Linked DNA regions of Homo sapiens: region 1 is linked to region 2. A link is a loop called in an ENCODE intact Hi-C map of the cell type or tissue named here. Cell type or tissue: A673. All regions are shown on one strand. Each heading gives the region's core, and the rest is flanking DNA. Links, peaks and the distances in the headings are about the cores only. Region 1 overlaps HPS6 (HPS6 biogenesis of lysosomal organelles complex 2 subunit 3). Region 2 holds the start of MIR3158-1 (microRNA 3158-1).

The links. Hi-C counts contacts between places; a loop is a spot of excess contacts. Peaks named below come from ENCODE experiments on the same cell type or tissue, not always from the same donor. Only the 100,000 strongest peaks of a DNase experiment are listed, where the experiment ranks them.
Region 1: it touches region 2 in a loop (6-fold over the local background); 19 of 110 quality-filtered maps call a loop at or near these places.

The regions. Positions count from the first base shown.
Region 1 is chr10:102,067,944-102,078,852 of GRCh38, forward strand. It overlaps HPS6 (HPS6 biogenesis of lysosomal organelles complex 2 subunit 3), which reads left to right. Exons shown (of 1, transcript NM_024747.6): 1 at 1-93. Among named protein-coding and RNA genes, the nearest start is that of HPS6, 8.0 kb to the left of the region's middle. In A673, for the core only: CTCF peaks have their summits at 5,137 (motif pointing left) and 5,344; a DNase peak (open chromatin) is centred at 5,118.
Region 2 is chr10:101,597,128-101,608,611 of GRCh38, forward strand. It overlaps DPCD (deleted in primary ciliary dyskinesia homolog (mouse)), which reads left to right. Exons shown (of 6, transcript NM_015448.3): 3 at 3,611-3,735; 4 at 4,076-4,209. It overlaps MIR3158-1 (microRNA 3158-1), which reads left to right and starts at 4,290; the gene lies at 4,290-4,370. MIR3158-2 (microRNA 3158-2) reads right to left here and starts at 4,370; the gene lies at 4,290-4,370. RefSeq lists enhancers at 1-439, 11,076-11,484 and a silencer at 5,759-5,918. In A673, for the core only: a CTCF peak has its summit at 5,838; a DNase peak (open chromatin) is centred at 5,814.

The DNA of each region.
Region 1 (10,909 bases), core at 168-8,167, 470 kb after region 2:
GGTCCCATGTATGGACCTGTGTATGCAATACTGTTCTGTCATCTGGAGCTATTTTTAAGATGTGTGTGTTAAATATATACATAGTTTAATATATACACAGTTGTGTGTTTTTAAACAGGTACAGGTCTCAGAGGATGCAGGTTATAGAGGGAGTGGTTGGATCTGGATCTTTTGGCTAAAGTCCCCACTTCCAATCATGAAAATAGTTAACATTTATGAGCATTTAATAGAAGCCAGGCATTCTACTCATCTTTATATAATCCCTCAGCTAGCTTCTCATAACCCCAGTGGGGAAAGTACTGATGTTATTCCCATTTTACAGGAAATAGAAGTTTAGAAAAATTAAATGACTTGACCAAGTTCATTTGGCTAGAAAGTAGCACCTCAAAGATTGGAGCCACCTCACTGAACAGCCCAGTAGCTCCCACCTGCTTGGGCTTGGATGTACTCCCCATCCCTGGCTCCATGCCAGCTTCCCTGGCCTGCTAAGAGGAGGAGGACTACAGAGCTCCACCCTTCCTTTCCCCAGGACTCCTCTGCTCCGGAGTAGGAACTTTACTGGGCCCTGGGTCCTTGCCTGTCTCCACCAGGATTTCTGAAGCAGCTTCTAGTTTAGGGGAAGATTTGCCACAGACAGGAGAGCTGCCTGCAGAGCTCTCTGGCTCAGTAACAAAATTCACTGGGAGCAGAGCTATCTGGAGAGCCCCATATTCCTGCTGACTCTCCCAAGTCAAGAAATAAGAGCGTCTGCAACACAGATCTCTGCTTGTCTGGATGTATTCAACAGGCTCAACTCTGAAGAGGCCTTTGCCCCATGCTCACTTCTACCCAAGTAACCCCTCAGCCTAGCGTAGGATAGACCCCTGGTTCTAGCTTAGGTTAGGACCCTGGATGCAGCTACTCAGCATCATCCGCAGTCCCAGATACCCCTTGTCCAGGGTTGGGGCCAAGGTTAGGGCTGCTGCTCAGCTTTGTCCTCAGCTGGGACCTGCAGCTTAGATTCTGGTAGCCTTAACCTGGGCTTAAGGTGGACTCAGGCTAGGACTAGTGAGACTAGGGACAGTTCCTGTCTCTCAGGGGAGAGAAGTAGCTTACTTAGTCTTATCTGTGGCTGGTGTTAACTCTTCAGCCTCATAGAGGTCCTGAGGTGGCTCATCTACATGGCCAAGTCCTGAGGTACCATCTTGGCCTCCTCCAGAACTTGGATGGCCCTTGTCCTGGCCCTCAAGCCAGGCTGCCTACCAATACCTGGAGTCAAGCTACTGTTCTTGCCAGAGGCCCAGGGGTAGGGACAGTTCCAGTCTTGGCCTCCACCTCAGCCCCTTCCTGGTCTGGAAGGAGTTCCTCTTCTTGGTCTTGAAACTGGGCTCATCATGGCTCCTCAATGGGAGGCTGCTTCCTGTTCATGATCCTGCTTAATCATTGTTGCTTCTCAAATCTCCCAAGCCTGAGATTTGGCTTGGTCCTCCTGTGCCCAGGAGAGAAGGAATTCTACTCAGTGGGCCCCTGGGGCATGGGTAAGAGAAGGAAGCCAGGTTTTTCATTAAGGTTGTATGGCTTAAGGAAGTTCCCTGGGACCACCCACTAGTAGGGCCTCCAGATGAAGGCCACCCAGCCCAGCAGCTCTGAGCAGAGCAGGTGGGCTTAGATGGTGACTTTTACCTGCTTTTACAGGCTCAGTGCTTGATCACACTAGCCTTATCCTTCCTTTCAATGTGGAGGGTGCAAGTGATCCCAGCTGCATCTCAGGACTTTGGAAGACAGCTCAGGGATGCAGGACTTTGGAAACAGCACAGGGATCACCGTGTGACTGAGTTTTAATGGAGTTCCTGAGAGGGTTATCAGACAGAGGTCTCTGAATAGGAGGGTGGAGATCTTAAGCCAAAGTCCTTGGCCTTGAGTACCTGAGAAAGGGGTAAGTTCTGGCATTGATGGGTTTCTTATTTATTTATTTATTTATTTAATTTAATTCTATTTTTTTTTTTTGAGACGAAGCTTCACTCTTGTCCAGGCTGGAGTGCAATGGTGCGATCTTGACTCACCACAATCTCCACCTCCCGGGTTCAAGCGATTCTCCTGCCTCAGCCTCCTGAGTAGCTGGGATTACAGGCATGCACCACCACACCCAGCTAATTTTGTATTTTTGGTAGAGATGGGGTTTCTCCATGTTGGTCAGGCTGCTCTCGAACTCCTGACCTCAGGTGATCCGTCCACCTTGGCCTCCCAAAGTGCTGGGATTACAGGCATGAGCCACCATGCCCAGCTTTTTGCTTCTGTTTTTAAGAGACAGGATCTTGCTATGTTGCCCAGCCTGGAGTGCAATGGCTTATGGGCTCAAGCCATCCTCCTGCCTCAGCCTCCTAAGTAGCTGGAACTACAGACACAGGCCACTATGCCTGGCTTGGTTGCCTTTTTTCTTTTCTTTTTTTTGAGACAATTTCTTGCTATGTTGCCCAGGCTGGACTTGAACCCCTGGACTCGAGCACTCCTCCTACCTCAGCCTCTCAAGTAGCTGGGATTTTAGGAACATGCCACCGCACCCAGCTGCTGAAGGTTTTGAGTGGTGAACAAGGTCTCAGATCCAAGGTCCACAGGCAGGACTGGAGTAGGGGGGTCTGAAGTCCCTGGGAAGGTGAGGGGAGGATCCTAAGCCAGTGGGCAGGAGCATTTCCATAGGTGTGCCTCACCTCAGGAGCTCTCTCAGGTTCACATGGCAGTAAAGCTAGGCACAAGGAGTACTGCACAGTAGTCCCAGCAAGCATCCTGGGTGAAGGCGAGGAAGCAGGGCGCAAGGCTCCTTCAACTGCCTATGTGGCCTCAGGGACCCAAGCCTCCCTTTTTCTTTCTTTTTTTAATTTTTTTTTTTTTTTTTTTTTTTTGAGACAGAGTCTCGCTCTGTCTCCCAGGCTGGAGTGCAGTGGCGCTATCTCACCTCACTGCAAGCTCCGCCTCCCAGGTTCACACCATTCTCCTACCTCAGCCTCCTGAGTAGCTAGGACCACAGGTGCCTGCCATCACTCTGGCTTTTTATTTTATTTTATTTTATTTTGTATTTTTAGTAGAGATGGGGTTTCACATGTTAGCCAGGGTGGTCTGGATCTCCTGACCTCGTGATCCGCCCACCCTGGCCTCCCAAAGTGCTGGGATTACAGGCATGAGCCACTGCGCCCGGCCTTTCTTTTCTTTTCTTTTTTTTTTTTTGGGGGGAGGGGATGGAGTCTTGCTCTGTCACCCAGGCTGGAGTGCAATGGCGCAATCTTAGCTCACTGCAACCTCCGCCTCCCGGGTTCAAGCGATTCTCCTTCCTTCCGAGTAGCTGGGACTACAGACGTGCACCACCATGCCCGGTTAATCTTTGTATTTTTAGTAGAGATGGATTTTCACTATGTTGCCCAGGCTGGTCTTGAACTCCTGACCTTGTGATCCGCCCGCCTTGGCCTCCCAAAGTGCTGGGATTACAGGCGTGAGCCACCGCACCCGGCCTATACTGGCTTTCTAATTGGCATCCCTGTCTCCTCAAATCTAACCTTGGTTACCGAGAGTATTGTATACTACAGCAAATCTGATCAAGTTCATCACCTACCCCAACATTCAGGGTAAAGGCCAAACTCCTAAGAAAGCCATCCCTTCCTTTGTGTCTGGCCCTGCCTCTCCAGTCTTCTCTTCCAGTCTTCTCTTTTTTTATACTGTGATTGCCTAGTTATTTGTTCATTTCCCTGATTAGTATACAAGTCCCTTGAAGACACAGACCATGGTTATTTGTATTTTGGTATCCTCAGCATGTATCACAGTGCCAGGTTCATAGTAGGTTTAATTATTATTGTTATTATTATTATTTTTGAGACAGAGTTTTGCTTTTGTTACCCAGGCTGGAGGGCAATGGTGTGATCTTGGCTCGTCGCAACCTCTGCCTCCCGGGTTCAAGCGATTCTCCTGCCTCAGCCTCCCAAGTAGCTGGGATTACACTCATGCACAACCATGCCTGGCTAATTTTGTATTTTTAGTAGAGACGGGGTTTCTCCATGTTGGTCAGGCTGGTCTCGAACTCCTGACCTCAGGTGATCTGCCTGCCTCGGCCTCCCAGAGTGCTGGGATTACAGGTGTGAGCCACTGCGACCAGCCTAATTATTATTGTGAATGCAGGAACTGACAAGGCCCTATGACCTGGGGTGAAAAGAAGGGATTAAGCTCTGGCCTGTAGAGATTCTCTGGCTCTCTTCCTTTCTTTTCATAAGCCAGACTGACTCTTTGGTTGATCCAGCCCTGAAATTGATGGCAGTAAGTCAGGTGGATCTGAAGGCAGAACCTAGCCACCAAGGACAGTGGCAGGGGTGAAGAAGCCACTGAGCTCGGACCATCTTGGGAGTTGAGGTGGAGGTGAAAGCAATGGACATAACTGGTACTACCCAGTGCCCCCGATCCCCAAACCAGGAGAGTTTGAGAAGGGATAGGAAAGCCTGAGTCAATGAGGTTCCAAGGAAGAGACTGGTGACAGGGGCTAGTGGAAATTGTGGGTTGAGGTCAAAGGTCTGGAAGATCGATCCCTACGTTGAATATGGCCATCCAGGCTGGGCACTGTGGCTCACGCCTATAATCCCAGCACTTTGGGAGGCTGAGGCAGGCAAATAGATTGAGCCCAGGAGTTCAAAACCAGCCTGGGCAACATGGCAAAATCCTGTCTCTACAAAAAAACAAAAAAATTAGCCAGGTATGGTGGCACACGCCTGTCGTCCCAGCTTCTCGGGAGGTTGAGGTGGGAGGATTGCTTGAGCCCAGGAGGTCCAGGCTGCAGTGAGCTGTGATCACACTACTGCACTCCAGTAATAGAGTGAGACCCTGTCTAAATAAATAAATAAATAAATAAATAATAAGGCCCTCCAGGGGCCATGTTCTTCCTAACCTGTCCTTAGGAAGTGTTCACATTGTGTAGATGTAGCAGTTTGGTTCACACTGACCCGGGTAATCAGGAAAAGAGGAGAGCCAGAAAGGGGGGAGGAAGGAGCTCTAGATTCCCAGGTCTATAAGGAGCCACCCTGGGCTGGAATGCTTGGCAGCCTTACTGCCCCAGAATGAAGGGGAAAAAGTCCTGAGTGGCTCCACTATGCCACCTCAGTCTCTTCTTAGGCACAGGCTCCCCCTGGTGGTTACTCTTGTCACTGCCAACTCCACCCATTGCCCTCAAACATGCACACTTGCCCATTTTTAACTAAGAACTGAGGAAGCCTCTGGATGTAGTAAATGGAGCTTCTCTTAGAGCAAGAGAGGAGAAGAGGGAAGGAGAGATTCAAGGAACAGAATTATGGAGAAGGGAAAGGGCCCTGGACTTGTACTAGGATGGTTATCACCCAGAAGAAAGGGGACCTGGGCTGGCAGGATTCTTCGTCTCCAGGATTGGAAGTCTATTCCAGCTACCAACCTGACTTAGATAATTTGGTCCAACTGGGGAGGAAGTTGAGGGCACACAGCAGAGTTTCCTGGGAGGGCATAGCAAGTTCACATTTTATATGAATTTGAAGTACAGGAAGATGCTGGGACTTTTTCAAAATAAATAAAGTCTCACTTAATGCACGAAATGTGAAATAGAGGTGAGCCCCCCCAATAAAAATATTTTCCAGAATCACAATTTCAGGGCTCACAGACCATGAGAATTATAAGCTTTGCTTACACTATTACTGCATGGGTTCCCATTTCTGCTTTAAATAAAAATTCAGGTGGGGAGAGAGAATGAATCGGGCTGTGAGGTCAGGACTGAGTGCCTAGGGTCACTCCCAGTGGTGGATAGAAGACTTAGAGTGCTTTCTCCTGTAATTCCCAAACAGAGGGCCTGGGCCTGGCTCTGAAGGTCTCTGCACAAGAGCAAGACAGGACAGGAGCAAGAACAAAGGCGAGGAGAGACAGAATCAGAGAGATGAGGAAGAAGATGGGGCTGGACTGGATGCAGAGAATGAAAAGGAGAGACAACAGATGGGCATGGGGAGAGGGGCCTAGGAGGGAGAAACAGGGACATTTGCTCACTCTGGGGAGCAGAGGAGGCTCTCAGGTATGAATGCTGGGAGGATGAAGGAAGGCACAGAGAGAAGGTCCTTTGGGGCCTGTCACCAGAATTATGGCCAATGCATAAAGCCAATGGGGCAGCTGAGCTAGATCTGGTCTTCCAGAAGTTTCCATTATCTAGAGAATAGAGGAAAAGGGAAGGAGCTGTGATTGGCTGAGGAAAGGGGAATGGTGACCTCCACCAAGAAAGTGGAAGACCCATCTCATCCTGGGCCTCCTGGAGGCCCTGGAGGAGCAAACTGTTCAGGCTTTACATAGATTTCAGGTCCTCAGGCTTTGGCAGCCATTTGGATTCCAAGGTGATATGCAGTCATCTCAAATTCTATTATTTTTGTTTTATTCTGGAGAAAAGTAGGGAAGGTGGGCATTGCCCTTATCCCTAACAGCCCCAGGCAAGCTCTAGGAACAGCCCGGAGCCTCAGAATTGAGGGGCAGGCCTTTCCTACAGAGCCCTGTTGCTGGGGTGGGAAGGCTATTGGGAGCCACAGTAGAGAAAGGGAAGGAAGGGTAGACTGAGGGGAGGTATTGGGTCAGGGGGACACAGAGATCCTAGGCCAGGTCCTAGGACAGGGCAGGGGGGATGCTGATCTAGGTATCACTGAGATAGTTGTCCAGATGGGAAATCAAGTGACTGCTTATGACTGACTAGATAAGCTCGTTGTTCTCATAGCTTCTTTGGGATAGTGGAGGGTCAGTGTGGGGTATGGAATTTACAGGGAGCCTAAGGAGTGGGGAGGGACACATCAGCAACCACTTCTTCCCTCCACCATACTGGTCAGACCATAGTGAATTCCCTAGTGAGTAGGTCTCCCCTGTGAATATTGGGAAAGGGAAGGACATAATGTGGCTTTTCTGGGAATAAAGAAAGGATTGCAGCCAGGCGTGGTGGCTCACACCTGTAATCCCAGCACTTTGGGAGGCCGAGGCAGGTGGATCATGAGGTCAGGAGATGGAGACCATCCTGGCTAACACGGTGAAACCCCATCTCTACTAAAAATACAAAAATTAGCCAGGCGTGTTGGTGGGCGCCTGTAGTCCCAGCTACTTGGGAGGCTGAGGCAGAAGAATGGCCTGAACCCAGGAGGCGGAGCCTGCAGTGAGCCGAGATCGTGCCACTGCACTCCAGTCTGGGCGACAGAGCGAGACTCCATCTCAAAAAAAAAAAAAAGAGTTGCTTGGGAAGAAGAGATGGAAATGGCTCCAAAGTGGAAGGTTGGAAGTGGATAGCCAGGAAGCATCAAACCAGAAAAGGGGAGTCAGAAAGAGAGCGAGGATCAGGCATGGTGGCTCACGCCTGTAATCCTAACACTTTGGGAGGCCGAGGTGGGTGGATCGCTTGAGGTCAGGAGTTCAAGACCAGCTGGGAAACATAGTAAGACCCCCGTCTCCATAAAAAATACAAAAAATCAGCCAGGCATGGTGGTATGCACCTGTAGTCCCAGCTACTCGGGAGGTTGAGGTAGGAGGATCACTTGGGCCTGGCAGGTTGAGGCTGCACTGAATCGAGATCATGCCACTGCAGCCTGGGTGACAGAGCAGGACCTTGTCAGAAAGAGAGAGAGAGAGAGAGAGGGAGGGAGGAAAGGAGGGAGGGAACACTGGATTTCCTAAACCTCTGTGGCTTCTCTAATAAATGATAGAGTTTCTCTTTGTAGAATGCAGCACCTTCCCAGGTGGCCCCAGAAAACGTTGAAGGGTTGTGGTTTTGTTTTCATGGCAAATCTAACTGGAGCTGGGAATGGGCTCTTGATCCCATGTTTCTCACTCTGTTAGCCTGTTCATCATCCCCTTAATATCAGCAGTCAGACCCACAAGGGGTAGAGACCTCAGTGCTTGGCATGAGGGAACACCAGAAGAGAACTTGAGGTCCATCCATTTTTCTCTTCTGAATAGTGTTTTGGAATCTAAGCTCCAAGGGGTCAAGGAGGCAGGGGACAGCTGAGGAGTCATCAATAAAACAAAAGGTCTGGGAGCAGTGTAATCCTAGCTACCAAGAGGCTAAGGCAGGAGGATCACTTGAGCCCAGGAGTTTGAGGCTGCAGAGAGCTATGATCTTGCTACTCAGCCTGAGTGATAGAGCAAGACCTCATCTATTAAAAAAAAAAAGGCTGGCCGGGAGTGGTGGCTCATGCCTGTAATCCCAGCACTTTGAGAGGCCGAGGCGGGGGGATCACAAGGTCAGGAGATCGACACCATCCTGGCCAACACGGTGAAACCCCATCTCTACTAAAAATACAAAAATTAGCTGGGCGTGGTGGCATGTGCCTGTAATCCCAACTACTTGGGAGGCTGAGGTAGGAGAATCGCTTGAACCTGGAATGAGAGGTTGCAGTGACCAGAGACTATACAACTGCACTCCAGCATGGGCAACAGAATGAGACTCCATCTCAAAAAATAAAATAAAAATAAAAATAAAAAAAGAAAAGAAAAAGAAAACAAAAGAGCAGCAGATCTCAGTCAGTTGCAAGTCTGCCCTGTGCCTCCCAGCTCTGTCGCCCAGCTTCAGTTGCCCATCATACCCTGTCAAGCCCTGGTCACCCCTTTTCTTTCCTCACATCTATCCCAGGTCAGTGCTCATATCCCTGTCTCTCAAAGGGATGGATTCTGAACTTGTGCATATTAATAGTCAAATCCACAGAGTCTATCAGTACACCAAATTTCTTTTTTTTTTTTTTTTTGAGATGGAATCTTGCTGTCACTCAGGCTAGAGTGCAGTGGCGCGATCTCAGCTCACTGCAACCTCCGCCTCCCGGGTTCAAGTGATTCTCCTGCCTCAGCCTCCAAAGTAGCTGGGATTACAGGCGCGCAGCCACCACGCCTGGCTAATTTTTGTATTTTTAGTAGAGACAGGGTTTCTCTATGTTGGCGAGGCTGGTCTCGAACTCCTTACCTCGGGTGATCCACCCTCCTTGGCCTCCCAAAGTGCTGGAATTACAGGGATGAGCCACCACATCTGGCCCCAATTTTTTTTTTTTTAAATGATATGGAGCCTCGCTTTGTCACCAGGCTGGAGTGCAGTGGCGTGATCTTGGCTCACTGCAACCTCCACCTCCTGGGTTCAAGCAATTCCCCTGCCTCAGCCTCCCGAGTAGCTGGAACTACAGGTGTGTGCCACCATACCCGCTAATTTTTTTTGTATTTTAGTATGGATGGGGTTTCACCATGTTGGCCAAGATGGTCTCCATCTCATGACCTTGTGATCCTTCTGCCTTGGCCTCCCAAAGTGCTGGGATTACAGGAGTGAGCCACCATGCCTGGCCAAATTTCTTAAAATTTGAATTCAGCAAATCTTCTGTTTCATCAATTCTGTTGACATCCCAATGTCTTCCAGCTGCGTATTCACAATGATGGGGGCAGATGGTAGAAATGGGATGGTAATGTAAAAGTGGGATCTGGAGCTCAGAAGATACCCCCATCCCATACCTACTACAACATCTGTGCCTTCTTGTTCACTATTTTTGGGGTACCATAGAGAGACTACGGGTCCCCTGATAATATCGCAATTTTCTCTAACCCCAACTCCATGGGACTGATTATAGGAAAAGGGAGATTGGAGGTCAGCCCTACTAAGACCTCCTTGGACTGAGATTCTTTAGTCTTTGTGGCTCTCCTAGAAATATTTCCTTAAGGGGTCTGTTCCCGCATGGGGCTGAGGAAATACAGAGGTGAGAATAACAAATTAGGACCAGGCACGGAGGCTCACGCCTGTAATCCCAGCACTTTGGGAGGCTGAGGCAGGCAGATCACCTGAGGTCAGGAGTTTGAGACCAGCCTGACCAACATGATGAAACCCCCTCTCTACTAAAAATACAAAAATTAGCCAGGTGTGGTGGCGGGTGCCTGTAATCCCAGCTACTTGGGAGGCTGAGCCAGGAGAATCCCTTGAACCCAGGAGGCAGAGATTGCAGTGAGCCGAGATCGCGCCACTGCACTCCAGCCTGGGCGACAGAGCAAGATTCCGTCTCAAGAAAAATAAATAAATAAATAAATAAATAACCAATTGGAAGAAGCTCAAATGCAGTCATGTCTGAGGCAAGGAGGACATGAACAGTTGCCCTGCTTGGTGTCTTCAAGCCAGGACTAAGAGGAGAGGAGAAAGAGCCACACTACTGGCTGCCCTTTCATTCTAGAGACCAGGGCTGGCAGAAGTTTCCTAGATTTCCTAAATTTTCACACCTTCCCCCAGACTAGCGACTTGGTAACCTTGGGTCTCTTTCCCCACAATGATCAACTGTAAAATCCTTCAAAGGAAAAGGTACCATGTAGTTTTCTTTAGGGAGATGTGAACAGGGAGGCAAATAAGTGTGGGGAGAGCTGAGGAGATGGTACCCCCCTCAGCTTCCAATCTAGAGGAATGAGGAGTCCCAGGGATTGAGTAAGTAGACAGTAAGCAGGCTGAGGCTCTTGCAGCTTGTAGGAAGGAAGAAAGAGGGTGCAGATTATCAATTTGGATATTATATGGCTCCCAGTTCAGGAAAAAAATCCCCAGAGTCGTTGGGCACAGTGGCTCATACTTGTAATCTCAGCAGTTTGGGAGGTCGAGGCAGGAAGATCACTTAAGCTCAGGAGTACGAGACCAGCCTGGGCAACATAGTGAGACCTTGTCTCTATGAAAAGTAAAAAAAAATTAGCCGGGCATGGTGGTGCACACCTATAGTCCCAGCTACTCGGGAGGCTGAGGTGGACTGCTTGAGCCCAGGAGGTCAAGGCTACAGTGAGCTGTGATTGCACCACTGTACTCCGGCCTGGGTGACAGGGAGAGACCCTGCCTCAAAAAAAAAGAAAGAAAGAAAAGGGAAGGGGAGGGGAGGGGAGAGGAATCGCCAGAGTGGAAAGAAAAGGAACCCAGCTGAAT
Region 2 (11,484 bases), core at 2,390-10,389:
CCAAGGGGGCTGAGGCTGAAGGGCAGGCCATCCCCCAGCGATTACATTCGGATTACCGACTTAATCTGCTTTGGTATTTGACCGCCAGCCTAACCACCCCAGGCTGCATTTGGAGGATATTGAGCACTTTCATCCCCAAGCACTTCACTGGCTTTATAAATGACCCACTCGATTCCCTTCGGCCTCCTCTGGGATGGGACATGGCAGCTGTTTAATTGCCACATAGCAATGTTGCAGTGTTTTAAGGCAGAAAAGAAGAATCCTGCATCCAGTTGAAGCTGCAGGGAACATTTAGGGAAGGGGAATGTAATTATCCACATTGGAAGTGGGCCAGGGTTTGGAGCTTTGGGGAAAGAGGCCTTTAGGACTTCTACTTTCCAGCCCACCTGAAAGATGGGGCCTCCTTTCAGCAGTCTGGGACATCAGCCTGCTTCCTGCTGATTTAGGAAAAAGCCCCCAGGCGCCACCTCCTTTATATATTCCCCATCAGACTCTTCACCGGGGTGGAAAGTCTCTTTTCCAAGGTCTGGCTGGGGCTCAGCTGGGAAGATATGACAGCGTCCCGGGAAGCTGCCTCACACCAGTTTGGGTTTAACATATAATCAAATCAGAGTGACAGCAGATGGAAACAGTCTTCTGTTGCCGCAGGAGCCGTCCTTGAGTTCAGAAACAAAGACGGGGGCAAGAAAGACAAGACAAAGTGTGCATTTGTACATGTGTGTTCACACCCATGCACTTGTGCATAGGAAAAATAAGAAGGACTTCCCCAAAATCTTTTATTGGGTCTTATCTCTAGAGGGAATGGGAAAGGAGACTTTCTTCTACATTCTAACAAAGAATTTAATTCTCAAGGTGTTTAAACAAAAAATAAAGGTGAAGCAGCCAGAGGTGTCAAGTTCCCTGAGTGGTTTTTAAGGTCAGAAGTAAGGAAATCAGCAGCTGACTTTCTTCCTTCTTTGAGTACTTCTTGGGAAGTTTTCTGTGTAAAACTCAAAATTTTTTGGAGTAAAAGTGCACAGAAAACCCTGGGGTGGTTGTCGTCCCTCCAGGCCACCTTGGTGCATTATTATGCATTAGGACACCCATTTTAGCAAGGCCCATGACTTACAGGGGCACCTCACTTATCCAGCCCTAGGTCGTGAGGTAGTCCTCATAATTTACTTTTTCAGATAATCAAAGCTTACCCTTTAAAGGCCAAATATAAAAAATAAATTGAGCTACTTAAAAAAAAACAGAAACCTTTCAAAATATTACATGTGCTTATTGAACACTTTCAGAATAAAGTTTTATTAATAATTCAAATTCTGGATTTGGAGTTAGGAGACCTGGAGTTTAGCCGTGGCATTTGTAAGATTGTCTCCTTGAGCCTCAGTAATTCTTCATAGTCTGTTTCCTAGAGAGTAGTGGCAAGGGTTGAAAGAGAGCAGTCAGGGAAAAAATGCTATTTCTCATTTTAAAAATACAGACATTGGGTAGATGCTTTCTTTTTTTTTTTTTTTTTTTTTTTTTTTTTTGAGACGGAGTTTCACTCTTGTTGCCCAGGCTGGAGTGCAATGGCACAATCTCAGCTCACCACAGCCTCCACCTCCCAGGTTCAAGCGATTCTCCTGCCTCAGCCTCCCCAGTAGCTGGGACTACAGGCGTGTGCCACCACACCCAGCTAATGTTTTATTTTTAGTAGAGACGGGGTTTCTCCATGTTGGCCAGGCTGGTCTCGAACTCCCTCAGGTGATCCGCCCGCCTTGGCCTCCCAAAGTGCTGGGATTACAGGCATGAGCCACCACGCCCGGCCTGGAGTAGATGCTTTCTAAAGGAACTTCCACCTTTAAAATCTGTGATGGTTGTGTTCTATTATAAAGTGGCACCATTGGAGTCTAAGGGTGCTTGTTTGCCCTTACACTAAATGGTCCCAAGTGTTTATGTGGTTCTGACACTGCCGTCCAGTGTGAGTTGTCCCCGATACCATTGTCAATATGCCTGAGAAAAAAAGTAATTTCCTGCCTTATTCTACACACAGCATTTTATACCTAGTCTGAGCGAGAATCTGAGAGTGATCTTTCCTATAGTATAGAGTAGGGTACATGGATCTTTTCACAATAAGCTGCTGCTCGGAGGCATTTGTCACTTCTGAGTTTGCAACTGTGTCAGAGGCCCCCAGAAGGCTGCTTCCAGTGAAGTGAGGTATTAACACTGAATAGATTTGGATATACTCCTGGTCACAGTCCGTTCACTTAAGAGAGAAGTATTTGTGGGGGAAAAAAGTTGCCTATAAAGCATATTTCCAAGTTTTACTCTTCCTTATTAATTTTCATTATAAACTTGGAAATGTGTTTCTAGGGAGAATTTTTGGCCCTAAGAGGTAATAAAATCACACTGCAGAATGCAGCAGACCTTATAAAAGCACATATTTAAGGGAAAATTCTAATTTTACAGCACACTTTTGTGTTCAGCTTGTGTGCCTTACTTATACCGGTGAGGGCGTTTGGATTTGACACAGCTGCTCAAAAGGTCTAAAGTAAAACCGCCGGCTGCCTAGTGCTGAGAACCTGACTGTAGCTCTCAACTCCTACCTGGAAAAAGACACAAACAGAAACAACTGTAACTGAGTACTGTGCACTTTTTGAGTTGTTTAGCTCCTTAAACAGCTACAGAGGCTGCTGGTCTTTAGCACCAGCTGGGCTCCTCAGGCTGGAGGATACCATAGTGGGCAGCCCCGGATTCCAAATGCAGCAGGAAGGGAAAGGAACTGGGGGATAGGAGGTCATGGCTCAGAAAAGATCCCCCTGCAGTGATGGACCGCATGGTTCCTGAAAATGAAAATCTCAGCAGGGGTTTTCAGGTAGTCCATTCAACTAGTTTCTTGATTTATAATTTTCATAATATATGTGCCTTAAAATCTTATGCAAGCATCTGGGTTATGAAACAAGGTAAAATAGAGATGGTTATTTGCATTCTAGAAGGATTCCCTTTTACAAAAAATTCACATTAGATCTTTTATAAACCGTGCATTTAAAATATGGCATGTGCCTACGATTTTGTTTAAATGCAGCTTTGGAGCGTTTTTTTGTTTTTGCTTTTTTCTTTTTTTTTAAGCAAGGTATACCTGAAAAGAGTGAATTTCTATATTTGGACTTTCTGAATCATGATACAGACCTGCCGAACAGCTTTCACCCTCTTAATTATTTTTTCCTCTGCATGTTTTTGAGGGAAAAAGTGTGCTTCAACTCCTTTTTGGGATCCAAATTTTCTCCATTACCAGAAACAACCCTTTTCCTAATCTTCACATCTTCTCCTTGCTTGAAGCCACACCTGAGGGTTTCTTGACTCCACTTGGCTCTTCTCAGAGCTTCATTCCAGTTCCTTTTGCCTGAGCACCCATGAGATGCGCTTTGAGGGTTGTCTAATGTTGAAATGCTCTACTGAAATTTCAGAAGTTGTGAGGTCCCTCCTTAGATTAACAAAGCTGAGAGTAAAGGCCCAACACTCCCACTTTCATCTTGTGCTAGTTACCTAGTGTGGTGCCGGTGATTCAGCAGAAAAGAGCAGAGACCCTCTCTTCACTCTCATCCTGATGCTTGCTTCTCATCCCGATGCTTGCTTCTCTCCCCAGTGAGAAAGTGGCGTGTGAAAAGTGCCCTGGGAGCCATGGGCCAGTGGCAGCTTGAAGTAGGAGACCCAGCGCCCCTAGGAGCAGGGAACCTGGGGCCTGAACTCATCAAGGAAAGCAATGCCAATGTACGTCCATCTGTCCAGGTGTCTTGCACGGACTGAGGTGGGGGTGGGCTGTGGGCTGCTGGCTCTTGAGGGCAGGGACCATGTCTTGTTCACCTCCTCGCCTCCAGTGTGCCACCTGGACACAGCACTCTATAAATGTTTGTTTGAATGAATACAGACATTTTGGCTTGATCGTCCCAGGGCGGGGGCTCAGGGCCTGGAGTGCTGTAGCAATAGCAGCGTCAGAGGGGAGCAGTGGAGAAGAGCTGAGGGTCTTGTTGTGCCCCGGGGTAGCGCTCTGATGAGGGTGGAGCCTTCCCTTCCCCAGGAACAGTCCTCGAGTTGGATTTGCCTTCTGCAGCCTATCTTCATGCGCAAGGACACCAAGATGAGTTTCCAGTGGCGGATTCGAAACCTCCCCTATCCTAAGGATGTCTATAGTGTCTCTGTGGACCAGAAGGAGCGCTGCATCATTGTCAGAACAACCAACAAGAAGTGAGTAGCGTGGAAGGCACCCTGTGTGCTTGTGTATGAGCGGGGTGTAGGGTGGGGTTTGATCTGGCGTTAGGATCATTATTCAGGCCGGTCCTGCAGAGAGGAAGCCCTTCTGCTTACAGGTATTGGAAGGGCTTCCTCTCTGCAGGACCGGCCTGAATAATGTAATCAGCTCCATCGGGGAAGAGAAACTTGAATGAGTATCTAGTATAGTACCTGGCATAGATAGGGGCTCAGTAAATATTTGTTGAATGAATGAGATGATGAGGGAAATCACAGGACCATTAACTTGTGGTCTCAGGTGGTTCTGCTGAAAGGTTATTATGACCTTGGTCTCCTGACTGGAGCCAGGCCTTGGTAAGGGTGGCCTGGTGACATCACTGTCAGAGCTGGCAGGGAGCCATAGCTTGGAAGGCACCCCTGTCTGAAGTGGGAGTGACAGTCCTTTAAAGCAGTACTTGACAGCAGTTTAAAGCAGACTGGGCAGCAGTAAACCTAATCCCTCCCCAGACTGACAGTGGGGCAGATGCTTGGGCCGCTTGGAAGTCTCTTGCATAATGCTTCAAAAGGGGTACTCAACTTCCCTTTGTGGTCCCCTAGAGGGGAGGCAAACTGCAGGGGTTGAAAGGACAGAAGGTGGCCACAGTGCATTTCCATTTTGGAAATGCATTGATCTCATTTAGGTTTCTGGAGCCCTGACTGATCACAGGAGAACAATGCCCTGTGTGAGGCCTGAAGGGAATGACCCTGAAATGAATCAATCTTGACCTGGGCTAGAGAGAATACAGTCTAGGGACAACTCCCACAAAATAGATTTGGGCATTGAGATGGGAGGTTTTATAAGTTACCTGTCTGCAAGCTGTGAAGCCATTCAACATGCCTCATGGGGATGCCCCCACCCATCTCTTGCTTTACATGCAGTAATGGGGACACAGCTCCTTGTGCATCTCCTCAGGTGATGTGGTGCCAGTCTCCCCTTCCATCTCCCTCAGGCTCACGAGGCCCACAGGGAAGCAGGGTAGCTCCCAGACTCCCCCATCGCAGCCCTGGGTGCTGCCATCCTCTTGTGACCCCCATATCCCATTGCTTTGGCAGGGTTAAGAGGACAGGGGAAAGGGTGGAGATGGATGAATTAATTTCAGGATTATTGCTGTACATGCAGCCAGCAGCCCCTGCAGTGGGCCTTGTCTATAAATATAAAGTCATAATAATAAGGGTTTGTGTTTATAAAGCACTTTGAAGCCCTCAGATAAGAGGCAGTTTATTCCCGTTATTGTTCTCATCATTAACAGGAGTCACTGCCTAAAGTGGAATTTAGCAATTTCAGACAACAGAGAAATTGCCTGTAGGAGAACAAACTCCATGCTTCAGCAAGCATTCCTTGGTGGAAGAGGCCTTGGGTCCAAACTGGGAACAAAAGTGCTTCTGATAGCACTTGAATCTGCAGCCCAGCACTTTGTGAAGCTGGCTGCTGCCTCTTTTTTGTCCCCCAGAGGTCACTGTCGAATACAGATATCAGACAGAAATGTGATTACCAGGGAGTGAGGAAAGAGGCTAGCTAGCTCACCAAAAAATTCATCTGCCAGCATATCCTCTGGGTCCCATCTCCTGCGCACATCCAGCCATAGGTGGCGCTGTTGGCCAGGAGCTCCATGGCTGGAGGCCCAGGCTAGCTCTCAAGGCAAGCAGGGGTTGTTGGACATTTTTGAAATGATGGGTGAGGCCAGGTGGGATGGGAGTGATGCCCCTGGAGGGGCAGGGCTGAGGGTTGGATTCCCATAGAGGACAGAGGAGTGTTTCAGGGCCCACTTTGGAACCCACACTGAGCCTCTGGTCCAGTGTCCCAGCCTGGCTCATCCCTGCCCTCCTCAGGTCTCTCTGTTGGGAGGTAACCTAGAGGCCGCTGAACCCTTAGCCAGATCGTTCCCGAACCTAGTGGCATTTTTACCTTCTACCTGGAAGAATGTATTTTATACCTTTACTCCCATTAATTATATAGAACTCAATGGGTATTCCTTTATTATTATTATTAATTTGGAAGGGAGAGATTTATTTCTCATCAGGGGTTACAGCCTGCATAGACATTCTTTTTTATTTTTATTTTTATTTATTTATTTTTTTTTTAAGAGATGGAGTCTTGGCTGGGCGCGGTGGCTCACGCCTGTAATCCCAGCACTCTGGGAAGCCAAGGCAGGTGGATCATCTGAGGTCAGGAGTTTGAGACCAGCCTGGCCAACATGGCGAAACCCTGTCTCTCTAAAAATACAAAAATTAGCCAGGCGTGGTGGTGCATGCCTGTAGTCCCAGCTACTCGGGAGGCTGAGGAAGGAGAATCGCTTGAACCCAGGAGGTAGAGGTTGCAGTGAGCCAAGATCATGCCATTGCACTCCAGCCTGGGTGACAGAGTGAGACTCCATCTCAAAAAAAAAAAAAGAGATGGAGTCTTGCCCTATTGCCCAGGCTAGAGTCCACTTCTTGCAATCATAGCTCACTGTAGCTTTGAACTCCTGGGCTCAAGGGATCCTCCCGCCTCATCCTCCTGAGAAGCTGGGACTATAGGCGCATACCACCCAATCTGGCCAAGTTTAAACAATTTTTTATAGCGTTGAGGGTCTCTCCATTTTGCCCAAGCTGCTCTCAAAATCCTGGGCTCAAGTGATCCTCCTGCCTTGGCCTCCTGAAGTGCTGAGATTACAAGCATGAGCCACCACACCCAGACCAGGGTGGCCATTCTGGCAGGTGGGGAAGTGTGGCCTCTGGCCAGAAGCCAAAAACTCAATGGCTACTCCCTTCCACAGTGTTTAGCTTTTTAAGGATATAGTACATTTAAAATCTGTTTTCTGATCATCATTCTGTCAGGAGGTGGACAGGATCCATACTTTTATTCTTGTGTTATAGATGATTATATAAATGTATATATAAAGTCAGCATGATGAACCAGCTTGCTGAAAGTTAGTGACTGTCTCTCCTGATACTCAGACATCTGCACTTCAGAAATGCACATCATGGCATTTCTCTCTGATTTGACCTCTTCCTTCACCTGGAGGTTCCATAACCTGCCCCAGTTCTAATATTCTGGAATGTGGTTACTAACCAAAGCCAGAGTTTCTTTACCCATACTTGCCTTGTCTCTGAAGAGCTGGGTTGGTGACTTTACTTGAAGGAATTGATTGCAGTGTATCATGTCCTTGGCCTCACATATTAGTGAGGGATGAATCAGGGAAGGAAAAAAGTGCTTTTCCAGGATCCCAGTGTTGGACCATCTATTCCTGATAACGTTTGTGCAGAAAGAGGGCTCCTAGCCTCAGCCTGGAAGTTGGCCGCTGTAGGTGGAATGAGCCAGGGTGCAGGAGTGAGAAGTTGTTGGGTTAAATCTGGCCTCTGCCACTGTTAGCTGTAGAATTTAGGCAAGGTTTCCTCATCTATCAGAGAAGACTCACAGCTACTTCACAGATTTTGGGGAATTTGATGAAATCATATATGTACAGGCCAGCACAACGGCTGGCCTGAAGCAGGTCCTCAACAGTTCTTTGGAAATTGGAATCTGAGGAGAGCTTGGCTGATTTGACATCGGTGATAGTAACACTGTGGGAGGTGTTAATAGGCTTCACTAGAAAAAAGGATTCTGTGGTTAAATAAATTTAAGAAACTCTGGATTAAACAGGCTTCTCTTTGGTGGGGCCGAGAGCCTTTAGTATGTGTGTGTGATTGTGACTGTCTAGCAGGGGGCGACTGTGGGTGGGGGTGCCAAGTTTGCCCAGAGCCTTGATGTTTAAGAAGATTTGCTTGCTGCTTTTCTAAAGGCGGACTGGTTGGAGGCTTCTCTGGACCCCTCTGGCCATGCGGTGTGCAGGTGTGCATGGCACCCCCTCTGAGGTATGTGAGGCATGACCCAAGTGATTGTCCACAGCAGCCCTGCTCCTGCCTTCAGCCTCCAGAGTCTCTCTCCCTCTGAGGGCCTGGCCTCTGGTGCCCTTTTGGGTTGAAAGGCTGGATTGGGGAGGGGATACAGTAGAGAGTGGTGGGAGGCAATAGATCATTACTGAAATAGTCAAAATGGAGGAGTCGTCTGTCAAACAGGGAGAAGACAGGTACAGAGTTGGCCTGTTCTGGGCCCTTTGACATTGACTTCAAGTTCATCTAGTGCAGCTCTTTTATTCGAAGAAGGAATGTGGAAACTGAGGCCCAGAAATTAAGTGACCTGTCCGGGGTCACAAGGCAGGGCCAGGAGTTCTGCTACAAGCCTTTACTTCCACATACATCTTTTGAAGACTTTTGACATTCAGAAAGGAAGGCCACTGATGTGTTGGAGAGAGTACCCAGGGGACCCGCAGAGTGTTCGGACCCCAGGGGAGACAACCTGTTCATTGTTGAACATCCCCACCTCCCACCTCAATATCTGCCCCATCATTGGACAAATGCAAATAATCTAGACTATGGCGGGCTATTACTTTGTGGTGAGAATGTGGAGACATGGAGGTGTCAGGAGATTTGGGGAATTCTCACTTTAATACGGGCTTCTCTGTTTACCAGCTTTGTGAGTTGGGCAAGATATCTAACTTTTCTGGGCCTCAGTTTCCTTTTGTTTAAAAGTGGATAATAGAAGTAACCAACCTGAGAGAGTTGTTTTGACAATTAAATGTGTTTAGAACCTGGCACAGAATAAGCTCTTAAAATGTCATCTTTCATTGTATGGCTGAAATAGAACATTGAAGGGAGGTGGGAATGGGGGAGAGCGGGGCATCTGCAGGAAGCCAGGGAACTATCCTGCTGTAAGGGTTCATCTTTTAGCAGAAACAAAACAAGGTCTGATCAGCAGGGATATGGCCTTGTTCCTTTTTTTGAGATTGAGTCTGGCTCTGTTGCCCAGGCTGGAGTGCAGTGGCACGATCTTGGCTCACTGCAACCTCCGCCCCCTGGGTTCAAGTGACTCTCCTGCCTCAGCCTCCCAAGTAGCTAGGACTACAGGTGCTGCTACCACGCCTGGCTAAGTTTTGTGCTTTTAGTAGAGACAGGGTTTCACCATGTTGGCCAGGCTGGTCTTGAACTCCTGGCCTCAAGTGATCTGCCTACCTCGGCCTCCCAAAATGCTGGGATTACAGAAGTGAGCCACTGCATCTGGAGGCCTTGTTTCTTCTTCATCCTTTTCTTTTAATTTTTTGTAGAGACAGGGTCTCGCTATGTTGCCCAGGCTGGTCTTGAACTCCTGGCCTCAAGTGATCCTCCCACCTCAGCCTCCCAAAGTGCTGGGATTACAGGCATGAGTCACCAGGCCCGCCCTCTTCTTCATCCTTAAATCCCCAGCTCACAGCTCAAGGTCTGGGACACAGTTGATGCCCAATAAATGTTTGCTGCCTACCTACAGCTGCCTGAGGCTGAACGTTATGACCCTTCCAGAAGCACAGTGGGTCTCTCTCTTGTCCAGGTGCTGGTGAGAAAGTCAAGTACAGTACCTATCATGGAAAAACCCTATGTCTGGGGGAATGGGTGTGAGAAGGGGGTGGGCTTCCCCAGGAGGAGAAAAGGCAGATGCTCCCTACTCCCTTGAGCCTATCGGGAGCTTCTAAGAAGTTGGTTAACCTCGACCAATAAACTAAATCTATTACAAGAGACTCAAAACCAAGCTGAGCCTCCACCTGCTCTGCCTCCATTCCTCTTGCCTGGTGGTAGGAGTAGTTCAAGGAAAGCAGGTGCAAGCTATGCACCTAAAGTTCCCTCTGATCCTGTCCTTGCTGTTGTGGCCAAGCCCTGGGATTCATTTTCCGGTCCCACTGCCCCAGCCTGGGGGAATGGTTCTGCTGGGCTGCTTCCCTCCTGGTTCTGCTTTTTGTGTATATTTGCAGGGAAGATGTTAACACTTCCTAACAAGTCTTTGTGTTCATCTAATCTCTGCTGTTTAACCTTTGACTCTCCCCTATTATCAGTGTCTGCCACCTTTGCTGGCCAGACCAAAGGCCCCAGGAAGAGCCCTCAGCCTGAGCTGGCTAGGAAGAGGATGAGGCAGGCATTCCATCCCCGGTTTGCAGGCAGATGGATCGCCTTTCCCTGGGGCAGAGCTTTGGAAAATAAAGCAACTTGCAATGCCATTAGGATCCCCCAGCCCCCACTCCTTTTGAACTGTCAGCCTTTAAGTAAACATTCTTTTCCTGCCATGGGTCCCAGTACCTTGGTGGGGAGTGGGGAACCTGGGAGGAGAGGGGCCCCGAGAGCCTCTGTTGAACGGAGGGATTTGGGCAGGGAGGACGGGGGCAGAAGTGCTGCATTGATGTCAACTCTCTGAGTCCCCAGGGCATAGGGGCTTTTGAAGTGGACTCAGGGTAGCTGTCACCACAAGGACCAGGCCCCTCTGAAGTACTAAAAGCCCCATCCTCCCCAGGCCTCTCACTTGAGTTTGTTTGTACCTGCCTGAGGTGTTTCCCTTCACAGCCCATACAACCTCTGCAGCAGAAAGTGATGCCTTGCCCAAGTGACAGGTCTAGCAGCCCCTGGCCAGAGCCTAAGCCACATTTCCACCAAGGAAAATGCCAAATTGGTGTACTGTTAGAGATGAGGAGGCCATTCATTGTGCTTTGGTGTAGTAAGGATCAGACCAAGGACAAGGAATCTTACTCTAATCTTGACTCCCATCCCTACCGACAACTGGCCGTGAAACAAGGCAAGATATTTCATCTCTCTGAGCCCGAGTTCCCTTTTAGGTAAGGGGGGTCAAATTTCCTGCAAAGTCTAGTTATACACATTACAGACTGGGTGTTGCCATCTGTTCTATTTTTTTTTTTAATTAAAAGGCATCATTAATCGCTGAACCGGCACCTGCAGATGATAAGGACCATGTGTGATATGTAAAAATGGAGGAGTAGGGACTTGGGGCCAGCCAAGTAGTCCAGAGGTCCAGCTTCCGTGATGAGTAACATGGTTCGTCCTCTCAAAGAGATTTCTCCTAGTAGATATACTTTTCCCTCTGGCCTACAAGGCCAGGCTAACAAGGCCTTGAAAGGCCCCAAAAGAGGAAGAGGTAGTTGAGGCCTTCAGTGGACCTCCCATGTAAATGGTAACAGTAGGGCCCCAGCTTTGGGAGACAGATCTGAATGTCCTTACTCTGTCCTTTGTTAGAACACGTCCCATTTTTCTGGTGTCTCCATGAGGCTTTGGGGGTAGAGGAGTCCCAAGCTGCTTGAGCTATTTGTGTGTTCCAGGCTTCTTCTGCCTGTCTTTGGGAGACCCAGCTCTGAGATGTGAGTCACTACAACCCCTGGTCTAATCACAGAATTATAACTA